Regions from separate parts of the Mus musculus genome. Here region 2 is linked to region 1. The links are chromatin loops, found by intact Hi-C in ENCODE. Cell type or tissue: heart. All regions are shown on one strand.

The links. Peaks named below come from ENCODE experiments on the same cell type or tissue, not always from the same donor. Only the 100,000 strongest peaks of a DNase experiment are listed, where the experiment ranks them.
Region 2: it touches region 1 in a loop (2.9-fold over the local background); 3 of 42 quality-filtered maps call a loop at or near these places.

Annotation. Positions count from the first base shown.
Region 1 is chr9:48,889,986-48,897,985 of GRCm38, forward strand. Gm32335 (a long non-coding RNA gene) reads left to right here and starts at 6,245. Exons shown (of 3, transcript XR_379368.2): 1 at 6,245-6,507; 2 at 6,815-8,000. In heart, a CTCF peak has its summit at 4,315 (motif pointing left); no DNase peak of the experiment used is centred here; H3K27me3 peaks cover 2,475 bases.
Region 2 is chr9:48,461,443-48,469,442 of GRCm38, forward strand. Rexo2 (RNA exonuclease 2) reads right to left here. Exons shown (of 7, transcript NM_024233.4): 7 at 7,070-7,504. The coding sequence ends at 7,375. Gm39335 (a long non-coding RNA gene) reads left to right here. Exons shown (of 5, transcript XR_870726.3): 5 at 1,612-3,402. Among named protein-coding and RNA genes, the nearest start is that of Gm39334, 4.2 kb to the left of the region's middle. In heart, a CTCF peak has its summit at 4,452 (motif pointing left); a DNase peak (open chromatin) is centred at 5,599.

The DNA.
Region 1 (8,000 bases):
ATGGTCGCCCCCAAGCAGCTCAACAGGGACTGTTCTAGAGTCAGTCCCTCCTTCCTAAGGTCTAGGAGTTGCCAGTCTCCTATGAGTTCTGCTGAGTCATTTGACCTATGACCTCCTCCAACCCCACCCCACCCCACACACACATAGGAAAGCCTTCTAACTCCTCAGGCTATGTCAGGAGGAAAGACATGACCATTCATTGGGCAAAGCAGGACATTCCTTTCCCCAGCCACCAGCCTGACTTCTTTTGACTAGGGGAGGAGAGACAGGTGGAGAACCCAAAGACTCTCTTGCCTCTGGGGCTATAGCTGATAAAAGGGCTGAAGAGAGCCCAAGGCAGCAGGTGTACTTCACTTGCCCCAGATGACCCCACTTAATGGCTTGCTGCATGCACAGTGACTTTTTTCCAGGACAGGAAAGCACTGGCTTTATGGTCATCATAAGAAAAGAGCTCCAAGCTGGGTGGTGGTAGTGCATGCCTTTAATCCCAGCACTCAGGAGGCAGAAGCAGGCAGATTTCTGAGTTCGAGGCCAGCATGGTCTACAAAGTGAGTTCTAGGACATCCAGGGCTACACAGAGAAACCCTGTCTGGAAAACCGAAAGAAAGAAAGAAAGAAAGAAAGAGAGAGAGAGAGAGAGAGAGGGAGGGAGGGAGGGAGGGAGGGAGGGAGGGAGGGAGGGAAAGAAAGAAAGAGAGAGAGACAAAGAAAGAAAGAGAAAAAGAGAGACAAAGAAAGAAAGAAAGAAAGAAAGAAAGAAAGAAAGAAAGAAAGAAAGAAAGAGAGAAAGAAAGAAAAGAGCTCCAGTAGGAACCACCCCACCACTTCCTTTGTTAACTGAACAATTATTGAGCCACCATCCTGTGCTAGGCAGAGTGCTCTGCTCTGCAGACCTCTCTGGGTAAACAGTGTCACCCATGCAGTGTGAGCTCACGATTTGGGCAGATACAGACCCCGCTATAGCACAGTGCAGTGACTCCTGGGAGAATTGTAAGCCTGGTGGCTGGTGGGTTTGAAGTTCATCACCGAGAGTAGGTCTTAGGAGCAAAGGAAGGGGCATGAACACATCAATCAAGAGGAAAGGGTGGGGGACACATGGAGCCTGAACCCCTATGGAAATATCAGGAGGGAAAGGCACCATTCCATTCCCTGGTTCTGGGCTGGGTGATCTTGTTGAAGCCACCGTACCATCTCTTGCACCCACTGTTCTGGACAGAGAAGCTGGACTAGGTGGTTCCTGGTATCTCAGAGGCCTGCAGGGCCCTCAGTTCTAAGCCCCATTCTGGAATGTCTAGCTCTGGAAGCCCTGGCACCATCTTAAAGCTCCACTCAAGAGGATGGGCTGTCCTGGGGTTGGGAGGAAATGGGAAAAATGGGCCTGGTCCTGTTGCTTGCCATGGTTGTATCCTGGCCTCCTGTCTGCTTTCTTGGCCCCTTCTTTGAGGTTCTAGAGCTGAATTGTATTTATAAAGTGAACATATCGCACATGTTGCCTGATACAAAGCATGATTTCTCTTTCAGTATTAACTCAGTGTGTCTAGGATGCCCCACTTCACAACTTTCCTGGGTTAGAGACAGCTAGATTTACAAAAAAAGCAAGAATAGCCAATGAATGAAATTTAATCATCTGCTAAACCCTCACAGCAGACTAGTAAGGTAGGTGCTTTGTTATGTTGATTTTCACAGACTGGAAGATGGAGGCACATGGGAGATTGGCCAAGATCTCAGGGTAGGAATTATGCCCCTGGTTAGGGTGTCTGCTCCTGACCTCTAAGGCCTGTGAGTGTGACGCGCACTGTGAGGCAGAAGGACATTCCTGAGCAGAGACTTCTCAAGATAAGCAGATTCTAGGTGATCAGTGTGAGCCGTGGTGGTTTGTGTGAGAGAGGCCGGGAAGACGTCACAGTCTGTAAAGTGTTTGCAAGTATAAGGACCTGAGTTCAGATCCTGGCACTCACAAAATGCTGGTGGGGGCAGGGGGATGTACCTGTAATCCTAAGGCTGGAGGAAGGCAGAGACAGGGTGGGGAGTGGGGGGAGGGGGGGACAATCCTTGGGCCCTGCTGGCCAGTAGCCTAGCCAAATCAGTGAGATCCAAGTGCAAGGAGAGCCTAAGGAAGATACCCATTGTTGATCCTTGGCCTCTGCATACACACACGTGTGTGGCACACACACACACACACACACACACAGACACACACACACACACACACAGACACACACACACACACACAGACACACACACACACAGACACACATACACACACACACACACACACACAGACACACACAGACACACACACAGACACACACACACACACACACACACACAAAGGGAAAACCTAGACAGTGTGTTGGGGCTAGAAAGGGGGCTCAATAGTTAAAGCACTTTCATCTATACCCGACTGTAGGATGGTAAAAGGCAGCCTGGTTCCTGGTTGAGCTAAGGCTAGAAACCCCAGTGACCCTAAAGAGATGGTAGACATTTCTCCTGATTCCCGCCACCAGGCTGCTGTCACTGGCCACAGTCCTTCATAGATCTGTGGCTTTCAGTCACCTAAAAGCAATGCTCCAAGCCCCTCCACAGGTAGAGGACATGACCTGTGGTCGCATAGCCCCAAGACAGATCTCTATTTTAATGAGACCCAGAGGCTTAGCCAAGAAGCTTTCCTTCCCAGACACTCCTCCCTGCAAACGGTATTTAACCTCAGCCCCAATCTGAGAAGTGGGGTATGGTTTTACTCATCCACTTTCCAACATGACAATAAATATCTTAAAACCATGGACTGCCTCTTTTCATCAGGATCTGTTGTGGGGAGCCATGGAGAAGGCCTTTGCCTATAGAGCTGCTGTCTAATCTCCTGTAGAAGGCATCTCTGTGCCCCCAAGCCACGGCCACCAAGCTCAAGTCCACCACCACCAAGCCAAGGACTTTCTCCCTGTAGGACCAGCTGGAGCCCCCCTCTTTTCCTCCTCAGCCCCTGGCTAGATCCAAGCCATGGGCCCCCACTCCATTCTCAGCTCTTCTACAGGTCCCAACGACACCTGGGTGTCCAAGAGCCTGAGAACCAGCCAGCCATCTCTGGCTGTCCCCAGGACCTCAGACTGGGCTCCACTCCCAGAAAAGTGTCTCCGACTTCCCTACAGCCCAACACCCACTCTGCGACTTTGTGGAGTAAACCCTGTCAACTTCCTGAGCCTCCTTAAGTGGCTGTACCCTGTGGTAGAGCAGAAGTAGAACCCATTAACCCTACACGGGAGGACCTGAATTGAGGGACCTTAAGGGCATTTTTCAGTCCCAACCCTCACTCAGGGTATGTTAGGTTAAAGTTCTCCTCCAGACATTTTAACTGATAATCAAAAGGATGTCAGGCTAGATACAGACATGGGTGATCAATGGCTATTAATGGGCACTAAAGATAGTCATGGTAATTTTAGCTCCGGATCTGCAACATGCCAAATCTCCACACTCATGGATGTTCTAATCAGTCAATTAATATTCAAAACCATCACCACAGATGTGGCTTCTGGGGGGTGGGGGGAGAGAACTGCAGTTCACAAGGACTGACCACAAGGCAAGTGCATTAGGCCAAGGTGGAGTGGGAACGGGGTGGGGGCAGGATTAGTGAGCATGGGGAGAGGGGGGCAGCATTGTAGCCATGGTGTGGACATTGTATATGTTGTCCTGATACCTAAAGGAGTAGATCCCTGAAAGTCCTGCTCAGACAGCCATGTGTTCCTGTCCTTCCTGAGCCAAGCCTGGGGTAAATCAGTGTCCCCCAGGCACTTACCCTGCCTGTCCACCTGTCTGATCTGTTCCTAGTACTTGTGTCCAGTAGTCCTCTTTGGCCCTTCTTTCCCCAGGATGGTGAAGAGTGGTTCCAAGTTTACATAGCATGGGTTGAGGTTGGGCAGAAGAGAGAAACAAAGTCCTCTGAGGACTTGTGTTGAGAGAGCTTTGGGCGAGAGTGTTCCACACCACATCTTCATCACACGTGCAGAAAGGGGGAGAGCTAGAGGAGTCAACTTTGTGCAGGAGAGGGTGAGCATGTGATCCCGCCAGAGCACAGGCACAGCCTCAGAGCCTAGGGCTCAGTGTGGGCACAGCTGTGTGGTGGAGCTGCATTTGCCTCCATACCTGGAGCTCAGGAGGGCTGTCCTTATTGCTGGCCCAAACGACAGGGCTGTCCTTGAAGGAAAGGGGCTGCAGACACCACTGATGAGGCATAGGAAGGCTTATTTGGAAGGCACAGCAGGAAAGGGGCAATAAGAGGCTTTGTGCCTGACTTGCCATAAAACTTCTGGGCTTTGCTGCCACCTGGTGGACAGAATCTAGAAGTCAGGTTGTAAATGTCTTGGCCACACATTGGCGTCTTGTTTTATGTTTCTTTAGTGGGGGGAGTTTTTCTAGCTGGGAGAAGTGAGTTCCAGAGTTCCTGTAGTCCCAAGTGTCATGCTCACAAAGCTCTTTCTTCTGTGGATCTGGTGCTCCTACAGAGGGACACAGGGGGTTAGGGCTGCGTGGGAGACCTGGCCAGGCTCAGACTGTGATCCTAGAATGCCCACAGCTCTCACACTGGCAGAGCAGAAAACCGGAGGCTCAAGTTTTATAGAAGAATTCTGTTAAGAAGCTGGGGGAGGCAGAGGCAGGCGGATTTCTGAGTTCGAGACCAGCCTGGTCTACAAAGTGAGTTCCAGGACAGCCAGGGCTACACAGAGAAACCCTGTCTCGAAAAAACCAAAACCAAAAAGAAGAAGGAGGAGGAGGAGGAGGAGGAGGAAAGGGAGGAGGAGGAGGAGGAGGAGAAGGAGAAGAAGAAGGAGGAGGAGGAGGAGGAGAAGGAGGAGAAGAAGAAGAAGCAGCAGCAGCTGGGGTGGAGGGGATGGGGTGAGTGTGAGAGATAAGGGTGGGGCAGAAAGGACACCGGTGTCTGGATACAGCATGGCACAGGCAGGCTCTTTAGCTCGTGGCTTTAAGATCAGTGCCTAGCTCTTTGATTCAGCCTGCCCTTAACAGGGGTAAGCAAAACAAAGGTCCCCAGCCACCACTTACTAGGATCAATCCTGAATGGTTCCCTGAGCTGACCAAGAAGGGCCAGCACGGCGCTAGATGTCTCTACGAGAGCCTTGTAGATTCTCTGAACATTTCTTCACTGGGATATCGGGACCCCTAATACCTAAGATGTAGGAACTATGTGGGCCCCACTTTACAGATGAGTAGGTGGATACACAAGGAGACCCAGGGTAGGAACAGATTTTATACTTGGAGTCTGACACTCCACAACAGTAAACATGTTTCAGAAAGCAGTAGGATGCCCATGTATAGCTCTGGACTCCCTCCTCCTCAAAGCTCCAATAGTGAACTGAAGCAGATCAGTCCTCCCTAGCAGCCCCCTTCCAAGCTACAGAGCTGGAGGTCTCCTTTTGAAAGTCTTCTAGGACATACAAGGTTGTTTCTTCTTTCCAGACTCCTGATTTAGTAATCATTGTTAGCATTGGCCTTGCCAGGAAGTTCTTTCTCCAGTCTAACTTCCAGAGAGAAGGGGGGGGGGAAGGGGGGCAGAGACAGAGAAAGAGTCAGAGAGAGGAGATTGAAGAGCCAGGCTTCTATTTTAAGATGGGGTATTCTTATTCTCTAACCATGACACTCAGGGCTAGCCATCACAAGCTTCGGTGGAATAGTTTAAATTATAGAGGACAATGTTAGAAAAATGAAAAGACGAAAAAGAAAAAAAAAAAACCAATCTAACTCCCAGCTGATACCTAGTTGGTAGTTGTGTGCATGCCTTGGTGGGGTATCCTCAACCCCTCAAAGGGCACCCCATGTGGCTAGAGAAAACCAAGGAGTTGGTGTTAGGCCAAGACAGTTGTGTGGGGTGGGTTGGACCAGTCTGACTTTATCCTCCCTGCCTCCAGTGCAGTCAGAAGAGCTGCCCCTTCTTGCCCAGCATCCCCCCTCCCCCAAACATGCAGAGGGAGGCTGAGGGAGTGATTAGCATGGGGCATTGTCCCCAGATAATGGGCCCCAGCTGCCTCCTGAAAGAAGAGACAAAGCGCCTGGCGGCTCCACGCGCATTATCCCCTCGTTAAATCTCTGTTATTAGATTAGATTCAGAATGTATTGATTCGGAGGCTGGGGGGAGGAGGAGGGGGAGGGAGGAGAATCTGGCTGGCGAACACTGGGCTGTACTTTCCCCCCTCCATCAACCAGGAAAGTTTTTCCTCTTAGCTAGGCTGGGAGAGCTCACTGTCTCCAACACTGGCTGCTAAGCTCAGCTTCCCTGTGCGAGCTCTCCCGAAAGCTGCCAGGTGTCCACTCTGGGGCATGCCTTTAAGGCCATCGAGCGCAGGTGGCCAACATCGGGAGCAAAAGCGGCTTCGCTCCTGGCAACCAGGGGCAATCTCTTAACAGCATCAGCTGCAGACTTGCGGAGCACCGAGGCTCACGGGGCTGCAGCGCATGCTCACTTATCTCTGGTGGAGGTTTGAGGAGGCTGATGAAAGCAGGGTAGGTGGGGATAGACTGAGGAGCACTTGGGAGGTAAGATGGGTCGGGGCATGGAGACCCCCCAGTCTATCTCTTTGTATGGGACAGAATCAGATGCAGTGGGGCCATGTAGACTAAAGCAGGCAAGTAGAAGCTGGAGTGCGCTACAAGGCCTCAATGCCTCACAGCCAACCGGAAGCAGGACGGACAGGCTGGTTCTGTCTTCCTTCTTCTCTCTTCTTTACCTAGAGCCCGGGGCTGACTTCTGTGCATCTGAATGATCATTTCTCAAGGAGTTTCTGACTAACTTTTCTTATTCCTACTTCAGGCTATCCTCTACCCAGATAAGGACAACTCCAGGGTAGAAACCATTGTCTCTTGACCACCTTGACCCCTCAAGGCAAAGACTTCTGGAGACCACCTCTAGACCAAGACTGATTAATTATTCATACCAAGAGGTATGAACCACTTGCCACAATCTTCCTTGACTTAATCTAAAAGCTCATGTGTGTAACCCAAACATGAACTTAGGGTCATTGTACCCTTTTATCTGATTTATCCCAATATGGCTACATCGGATAACTCTCTCTCTGTACCATTCAACTTTACCACCCTCTGGCAACAGGATCTCACTGTAGCAGCGAAGGCTGACCTGGATCTCATTTTGTATGCCAGGCTGACCTTCAACTAACAGTGATCCTTATGCCTCAGCCTCACAAGTGTTGAGAAAAAGGTGTAAACCACCATTCCTGGCTTTACTTGTCTCTTTAATTGGCATACTGGGGACTGGAGGCCCAGCCTAGCCTGTTTGGACTGCCTCAGCCTAAGCTTTGGTTATGAAAGGCGGGGATGGAGCAAGTGCCTGGAGGTATCCCCAGACAGAGACACCTCTAGTCCAAGGGTAGCATTCATAAGTAGAAGATGCTGCACTCCAGTACTGGGCCTCAGTTTCCCATCCCTGGGAAGCACGGCCCATATGCCAGATCAATGCTCCTATCGGATGTGGCCGTTGGACCAGAATATGTTACATGTGGCAGCTCATTCCTGAGGTGGTTAATTGGCCGCCTCAGTGCTGGGCTCTGTCGCCCCATTGATTGGGAATGAAGGGTGAGAAGAGGGAGATGGGGAATCGATAGGCTGATGAGTGTCTTACTAGCTTTCTGTTTGAACACTTTGTCAATAGCCACCCACTTAATGGCCAGTGGTGCATTGGCTGTCCATCTTTCTATCCTTGTGGCCTGGGACATGAGACCCTTCGGATAGTGTGTGCCTATGCCCGGCAATCCTAGTAGGTGGGGCAGCTTTTGGCTCTAAAACTAGGCTCCAGGTGAGGAAGTGCAAGGCCTATTCTGAGCAAGGGGGACTGTCCCCACTGTTTGCCCAGTCTTGCTCAGCCAAAGGCAACTCCACACCCTGTACTCTATGGTTTGCTAAAAGACCCTGATCCCCCCACCCCCAACCCCCACACACAGGCAAATGTGAAATTCTGAAGTCATCTCAAAAGTTCATGTGTT
Region 2 (8,000 bases), 430 kb before region 1:
TAGTTCAAGATATATATTTCCCAAAGCCCAGGGAATTCTTCCACATGAACGAAGAATGATTTAGCAACAGCCTACAGCACCCTATCCCCACGTCTTTCAGTTACTCAGTATATAAAAAAATACATGCTATGTTTGTCTAAAAAGCTGTTAGCCACAGAAAACATATATTTATGTTCTCCAAATCAACTTGAAATTTAAGATTTAATTAAAATCAAACTAATTGTTTTCAACTTGCAGTTAGCCTTGGAGACACCAAGATATTGTAGCCACACCCTCCATCCTCCCACGCCCTTAACTGTGTCCTTCCCCTTTACCAGTTTCGAAAAGTCAACCTCAAAGTATCCAAGGCATTATTTATGGCTGAAGGTCATGACTTCAGAATGTCAAGCCTAGAGAAACAAAGTTTAAATCAGTAAGGAATTGGCTACACTCCTGGAAAGACTCAACAGGCTCAATGGACATGCGGAAGATAGGAAGACATGGTCAAAGCAATCCCAGCCACCTGCTTCCCTGATCGTTACCACAGCAACCGCATCTCAACTTCATCCACGATGAAGATGCTTTCCAAACCCTTTCATGCTGTAGCGTACAGAAATAATGACGGACTACTAAGCGCAGTGGGAGGATAGTGACATATGGACATGACGTGGTGGCATCACACTCAACTCTCACCTGCACAAGGTAGTCCCACGATATTCCAGCACAAATGGAGGAGGGGCTCCAAGGCTCCACCTCTACTGAGAAACTTTGGGCAGTTAAGAACGTCAGGGAGGGCTGGTGAGATGGCTCAGTGGGTAAGAGCACCCGACTGTTCTTCCGAAGGTCCAGAGTTCAAATCCCAGCAACCACATGGTGGCTCACAACCATCCGTAACAAGATCTGACTCCTTCTTCTGGTGTGTCTGAAGACAGCTACAGTGTACTTACATATAATAAATAAATAAATATTTAAAAAAAAATAAGTCAGGTTTAAAAAAAAAAAAAAGAACTTCAGGGAAGTGGGAGCCATATTTTTTCAGTTCTTTAGCCACAGGTATCTTGCCCATACTACAGTAAATCCCCGTGTACACTCACAAGAGCAACCAAATTAAATTCGGTGGGTCATAAACGAGCAAGATAGGAAAGTAGGGGGGACCTGTAGAAGGAAAGGGTTCTGTCAGGGCAGGAGAGGGATGAGCGAGAGAGAGTAGTAGGGGTGAAAAAATGACCAAAATATACTCACATATGAAGTAAGTCCAGGAATTAACTTTTAAAATCATAGCTGGGTGTGGTGACATATAGTCTTAATCCTAGCACTCAGGAGGAAAGACAGGTGATTTCTCTGAGTTCCAGGGGCCAGCCTGGTCTACATAGCAAGTTCCAGACCAGCTACAGCTACACAGTTGAGATCCTGTAGATGGATGGATAGATAGATATCTATAGACAGACAGGTAGACAGACAGACAGACAGACACATAGATAAATGAGTCCCAAACTCTAACCTGAGGACTGACACGTACACATTAAATCTATGGTTTTTAGTTGTTTTAAAATACAATGAACAAAAAGCTCATGATTGCAATTTCCACAAAATGAAACCCGTTCCACTTAAAGTGCCTGTCCTTTCTTTCAGAACCTACATCCTCATTGTTTTAAAATAAACCTACGAAACAGCGGTGGCCGCCGACAGTGTTTGTAACATCCTTCTTGGCACAGAGGCTGCATTCTCTCAAGAATACCCAGATGCTGCAGTTTTGCCTTCAGTAAAACCCAAAGCTGCATAAAATAAAGACTGAAGATGAATGTGGGGCAGTGGCCCTAGGGCACAGAAGGGCATCCAGCCTCCGGAAGCTTGCAGTCCTGCCCTTCCTGGTGTGCTCAGCTGTTCTTTGGTGGCCCGACCTGTGGTTCCCAGCTATCTCAAAGTTTCTGCTGGCTCGGAGTTATGTACTTATGTACATGATTGGCTACCACATGAGCCCATTTCACAGATCTTGAAAACAGAGTAATGTAGAATTAGGTAACAAAGTATTGTTGAACATCTGAGATGAAAAAGAATGTATAGAAAAAAATGATTGATTGAACATAGTATAACCAAGAGAGACGAAAGTATGACACCGGGGTGGAAAGGGACTTGGTGGGTTGGATGCTCACTGCGTGTGCATGAGTGTGGCCACATGTGACTGTGCCACCATCACTGTCGGGGTGGAAACAGAGGCACCTCTGGGGCTTGCTGACTGCCAGCCTAGCTCCAGGTTCAGTGAGAGATCCTGTGTCAGGCAAATAAGGCAGAGAGCGACTGACCGATAAAGCAGGCCACTGGCTGACCTCCTTTGGCTTCTGCACATATTCATGGACACCACACATACTACATACACGTGCACCACACACATACACACACCACATACTTTTTTTAAAAGATACTCAACATTACACATGCCTGTAGCTAGACTGTTCCACATTTGTAAGCTACTCAAAATGGAATTTAGATGCTGTCCAGTACACACAACTCAGAACTCAGAGGCATGTTTTACGTCAGGAGGGTAAAACTGTTGGATACTCTTGAAGAACAGAGCTTGACTAACTGTCCCTCATCTCGTTAACAAAACATCAATTCCTTAGACCTTGCTGACACCAACAGAAAAGCAAGTGTCCTCCCACCCCCAACTTACCTCCCGCTTGTTCCTGATAAGAATCAAAAGGCTGTAACTCTTCCTAAGAACACAGGTCAGGGTCCCCAGGTTCAATCCTGCAAGCTGCTTCCATTGCATACTGACCCTAGGACAGGATCATTCTGAAAATGATTTGTAGTGAATTATGTTTGGCGTGAGCGAGCGAGTGTAATGACATCCGCAGCAATAAGAACACATGCCTAGGGTTATAGGACCCAAGTCATGTTAACACGTGCTGATCCGTGGCTACTCGAAGGATGATACTGTGGGCTAACCCGTGGGATTTTTGCCCATGTGATGCTCACCAACACTGTTGCTGCCCCACGCTCCCATTCCCCAGTTTCTAGCATGTGTTCTCCCGAGATGCCCTCGTTTACTGTATCCTAAATTAACAAGCCATGTGCAAAACTAAGCTCACTAAATAATCCAGACTGACTAAGCAATATCTCAGGTACCCCACTTCCAGCCTGCCCTGCTGAATCAGCCTGCTTTCTAGGGGGCTGCAGATATAAATCCTTACCTCTGCGGGGACTTTGGAAGATGTCTTGGTTTACATTTTTTACTGGGCTCTCTTTCATATTTCAAATGAAAGGCTTTGTTTAAATATCTACGGTTCAATCTTCCTAACAGATGCACAGTGTAGAGCAATAAATCCATAACCTAATTGCTTTTGCCTTCATCAACAGATACAGAATAAAATATCTTTTGTTGTCATCAATCTGCTGCATATGGCTTACTGCAGCAACAAACGACTTCTCTGTCTCTACTGCTTCTTAATTTTCAAAAGCTGGGGGCCATTTTGGATGACCCTGGGACGCTCAATGTGTTCTTATTGCTGCGGGTTTCATTTACAACCACAAATGTGACCACAAGTGTGACCTGTACTTGGTGTAACTAGCTGTTACCTTCTCCTTCACAGCACACACATCCAAGACCAGTTTTGCTGGGCCTGGTAGCTGGCACACAGCTTTAATCCCATCTCTTGGGAGGCAGATGAAGGCAAATCTCTATGAGCTCAAAGCCAGCTTGGTTTACATGGTTAAGTTCCATGACAGCCAGGGCCATACGGCCCTGACTAAAAGAAAAAAAAAAAAAAAAAGTGGCCAAAGATCAGTTTCTCTCTGCATGTGTCAGCGTTTTATCTGGTTGGTTTTGGTTTCTGAACAGTACTGTTTTGTAGATGAGACCACTCAGGTATGACTTACCTCTGTGAAATGGCTGCAGTGCTAAAGTAGACTATCCCTTGGTGCTGCTTCGGTCACCTCCTGAGCCGTCTGTAGGGGAAGTACATCTAATGTCCCCAGGAATACAGCTTGCAGGAGAATCACTACACAAGAGGCCCCAAGAGTAGCAGCCTCTGCATAGCACACATGTGGAGGTTTTTGAGCTGAAGTTGCAGTTTACACCAATGTTCGCGTCACAGAGATTACTCTAGAGCTTCAGGGATACCCCTAAAAAAATCCCAAAGTGCCAGCACGGTACAGAGAACTCCTCACTTCTTAAGCACAGTAAAAAGTAATGAGCAGCTTCAAGCCTTCAGGCCTGTCTGCCGACTCACCTCAGGCCAGGTGCCAATCATTTCACTAAATGTAATATGGGCTTTATTTCAGGATGACAGGTCTAGTAAACAAGATACAGAACAAAGTAAGATACAGAAGTCAGGAAGGTAGCCATTTGTGTGGCTATCACAATGCAGAGGACCAGAGTTTGGTTTCCAGCACCCTGTTGGATGCTGTAACATCCAGGCTGGGGCTCACAAGCACCAGACAATCCAGCTTCAAGGGATCTGGTGCCCTCTTCTGGACTCTGAGGGCACTGCACCCAGAGACACATGGCAGTTTGACCAACCTTTTGAGGATATCTGAGGCTGGCTATCAGATATCCTACATGTTAGATGATTACATTACGATTCATAGCAGTAGCGAAATTGCAGTTATAAAGTAGCAACGAAAGTAATTTTATGGTTGGGGCTCACCATGACATGAGGAACTGTATTAAAGAGTCGCAGCATTGGGAAGGTTGAGGACCTCATGACGAGATGAAAACTGAAGTCCCCAGCTGTGTGTGACCACATACATGGCTTATGCCAACATCCATGTTGCAGTTAGGAATAGGGATTGCACCTGGTGTGGTGGCACAGGCCTTTAATCCCAGCATTTGGGAGGCAGAGGCAGGCGGATTTCTGAGTTTGAGGCTAGCCTGGTCTACAGAGTGAGTTCCAGGACAGCCAGGGCTATACAGAGAAATTCTGTCTCAACACACACACACACACAAACCAAGGAATAGGGCTTACATCTCAAACACCGTCAAGTTCACTTACCTGAACCTCAATTTTCAGTATCTGTGAAGTGAATGTTACCCAACTGGGAGAATTGTTAGAATGAGCCTGAGTGTCATGGTTAGGGCATCAAGCTCTGTGCCTGCGACACAGGAAGTGCCAGTGATGCTACCTAGCTACCTAGTACTGCGGAGGGAGGCTTGGTGTTTCCACCTCAAATCTGGGAAGATAAGTCTTCGCTGTTGTACTGCAGATTCTAATGCAAGAGTGGGAGCCAAGACACTGGGATCCGGATTCCTCTACTAAAGCCATACACACGGTTTGCCCACCTACAGGCACTGTCCGGTTTGCTCATCAGTTTTAACTATTTGAACCACACCATTAAGAAAAAAGCAGTGGTTCTCAACCTTGCTAATGCTGTGACCTTCTTTAATACAGTTCCTCATGTCCATGGTGAGCCCCAACCATAAATGTATTTTCTTTGCTACTTTATAGCTGTATTTTTTGCTATTGTTACAAATCGTAATATAGTATTGGGCATGCAGGATTATCTGATATTCGACCTCTGTGAAAAGTTGAAAAATGCTGATCTGGTCAAACTTTGCATGTGTGTCTCTGTGCAGTACCTTCAGAGTCCAGAAGAGGGCACCAGATCCCTTGGAGCTGGAGTAATTGGTTGTGAAATACCCAACAATGGTGCTGGAGAGCAAACTCAGTCCTCTACGAGAGCAGTGTACACTGTTCACTGCTGAGCCACCTTTCTAGCCCCTTTATCTATTCAAACTTTTCTACATTTATTTTTATGTGGAAGAGTGTTTGCCTGAATGCATGGCTGTACACTACATACATGCAACAGCCACAGAGGCCAGAAGGTGTCGGATTCCCTGAGACTGGAGTTTGCCTGGATGGTTGTGAGCCACCATATCAGTGCTGGGAATCTGGCCCAGGTCCTCTGGAAGAGGAGCCAGTGCTCTTAACCTCTGAGCCCTCTCTCTAGCCCCACAGACCATTTTAAGATATGTGAACCTGAAGCTGACTTTGTTCTTTGGCAGAAGTTCCACCAAAAACCTCCGTTTCTCTCTCTAAAGATGTCTAGGAAATACAACTCAGCCCACATTCAAGTGTATCTCAGGTGAAGATATTGACAGCTCAAGTCCACTACCTACGGCTCTCTGCATGGGTAACCAGCACACATGAGGACCATTCTATTCTATGTATATGTGACGCTTTGCATATTCTTGGACCAGGGAGTGGCACCATTTGGAGGTGTGGCCTTGTTGGACTAGGTGTGACCTGGTTAGAGTAGGTGTGTCACTGTGGGCATGAGATCCTCACCTTAGTTGCCTGGAAGTCAAGTCTTCCACTAGCCGCCTTTGGATGAAGACATAGAACTCTCAGCTCTGCCTGCGCCATGCCTGCCGGGATGCTGTCATGCTCCCACCTTGATGGTAATGGACTGAACCTCTGAACCAGTAAGCCAGCCCCAGTTAAATGTTGTCCTTATAAGAGTTGCCTTGGTCATGGTGTCTCTTCACAGCAATGGAACTAAGACTAACTAACTACACAGTACACAAGAACCTGAATGAGGGTATAACTTGAGACCATCATAAAAGTCTTTCTGGTGGTTCTCGATAAGAGGCAGGCCACCCTTTCCCAATTCTGAATAGCCTTTAGGGGATGTCAGTCAGAATGGGGTGCCTGTCCAGCGGTTTTGACTAGCTAGATTGGGGACTTAACATATTCACACTGAAATCCCTTCTTGGCTACTCACCTAAGGGAACAGGCTAGTTTTGGTTCTCTAAACACAACACGGAAACTGCCTGGCACATATTCTCTAGCTAACAGAGGCTAGGGACCACCCCCTACATACCCCTGTGTGCTTACCTGAATTTCTTGTACGTGGTGGAGAGTGGTCTATCCCAGAGCTTGTTAGCTGGGTAATGATGAGCCCAAATCTTACAACCTAGCTCCTCCCCCTCCACTCTCACGGGTAAAGCAAAAGAAATTTAAGTTTACTCCCTGTTCGAAACACACGGTTTAGTTCATCAATGGCATTCTGAGTAATTTAAGCCTGAGCCACACTACTTAAAAAACACCTGTACCCAACAACTGTGTGATAAAGAGCAGAGGGTGCCGAAGGGTTGCATTTCAATAGAACTAGCTTTATTTATTATTCAAATAAAAGGAACCGGCCTATGAGCAAGTGCAGATATGGACTGAGGGGGTGGGTGTGGCCTGAAGCTTACAAAGGAGCCGCTGTCAGAACAGAAACAGCAGGTTAGAAGAAACGGAAGAGTGATGTCTGCTTGAGGAGTATGAAGATGCAAAGTTAACTGGAAAAAAGATTTTTTTTTCTTTAGAAAAGGTGCTGTGTCGAGCGATCAGCAGGAGAGAGAGACGCTAACGTGGCTTCTGAGAGCCAGGCTCTGCGGCTTGAGAACCGGCATCAACTCACAGGCTTCTCAGTTTCTCCATTTTCTATAATTTTCCTCTTCTTTTCGTCTGTCTTTTTCTTGAAGATGTTATTTCGGTAAAACTGAAGCTCTTTGATGCTTTCACTAATGTCATCCAGTGCCCTACAAGCAAACACACCACACTGAAAAGAAAAAAAAAAAATACCCCAAACCCCAGAGATGGAAAACCGAGACTTGTTCCAAGTCACCCAGGAGCCAGGCAGTGGCCTCGAGCTGGTGTGGAGAGGGGCCGGTGCGGCTTTGTTTTCTCTTTTAGAAGTAGATCAGAAATCCCCACACGGGTCCAGAGGACTGTGGCGCATGTCTCGGGTGGAGGGGATCGGTTAGCCACTCCCTCTCTAACGTCCTCTGCAAAGCGTTTACTAACTTAACCCGGTTCTGTGAATTCCTAAGAAGAGCCTGAACTACACATACACTATTTCTGCAATGGAACCAAACACATTCATGGAAAACTTCCCAGCAGCAGCCCAAGACCCAAAGTCTGGGAACCACTATGCAATAGTTAGGGGCGCCCCCAAGCAGAATCCACCTACATACCCACCACAGCTCCTGACTCAGTCATCCTAATGAACGCCAATTATCCAGATCATACAGTAGC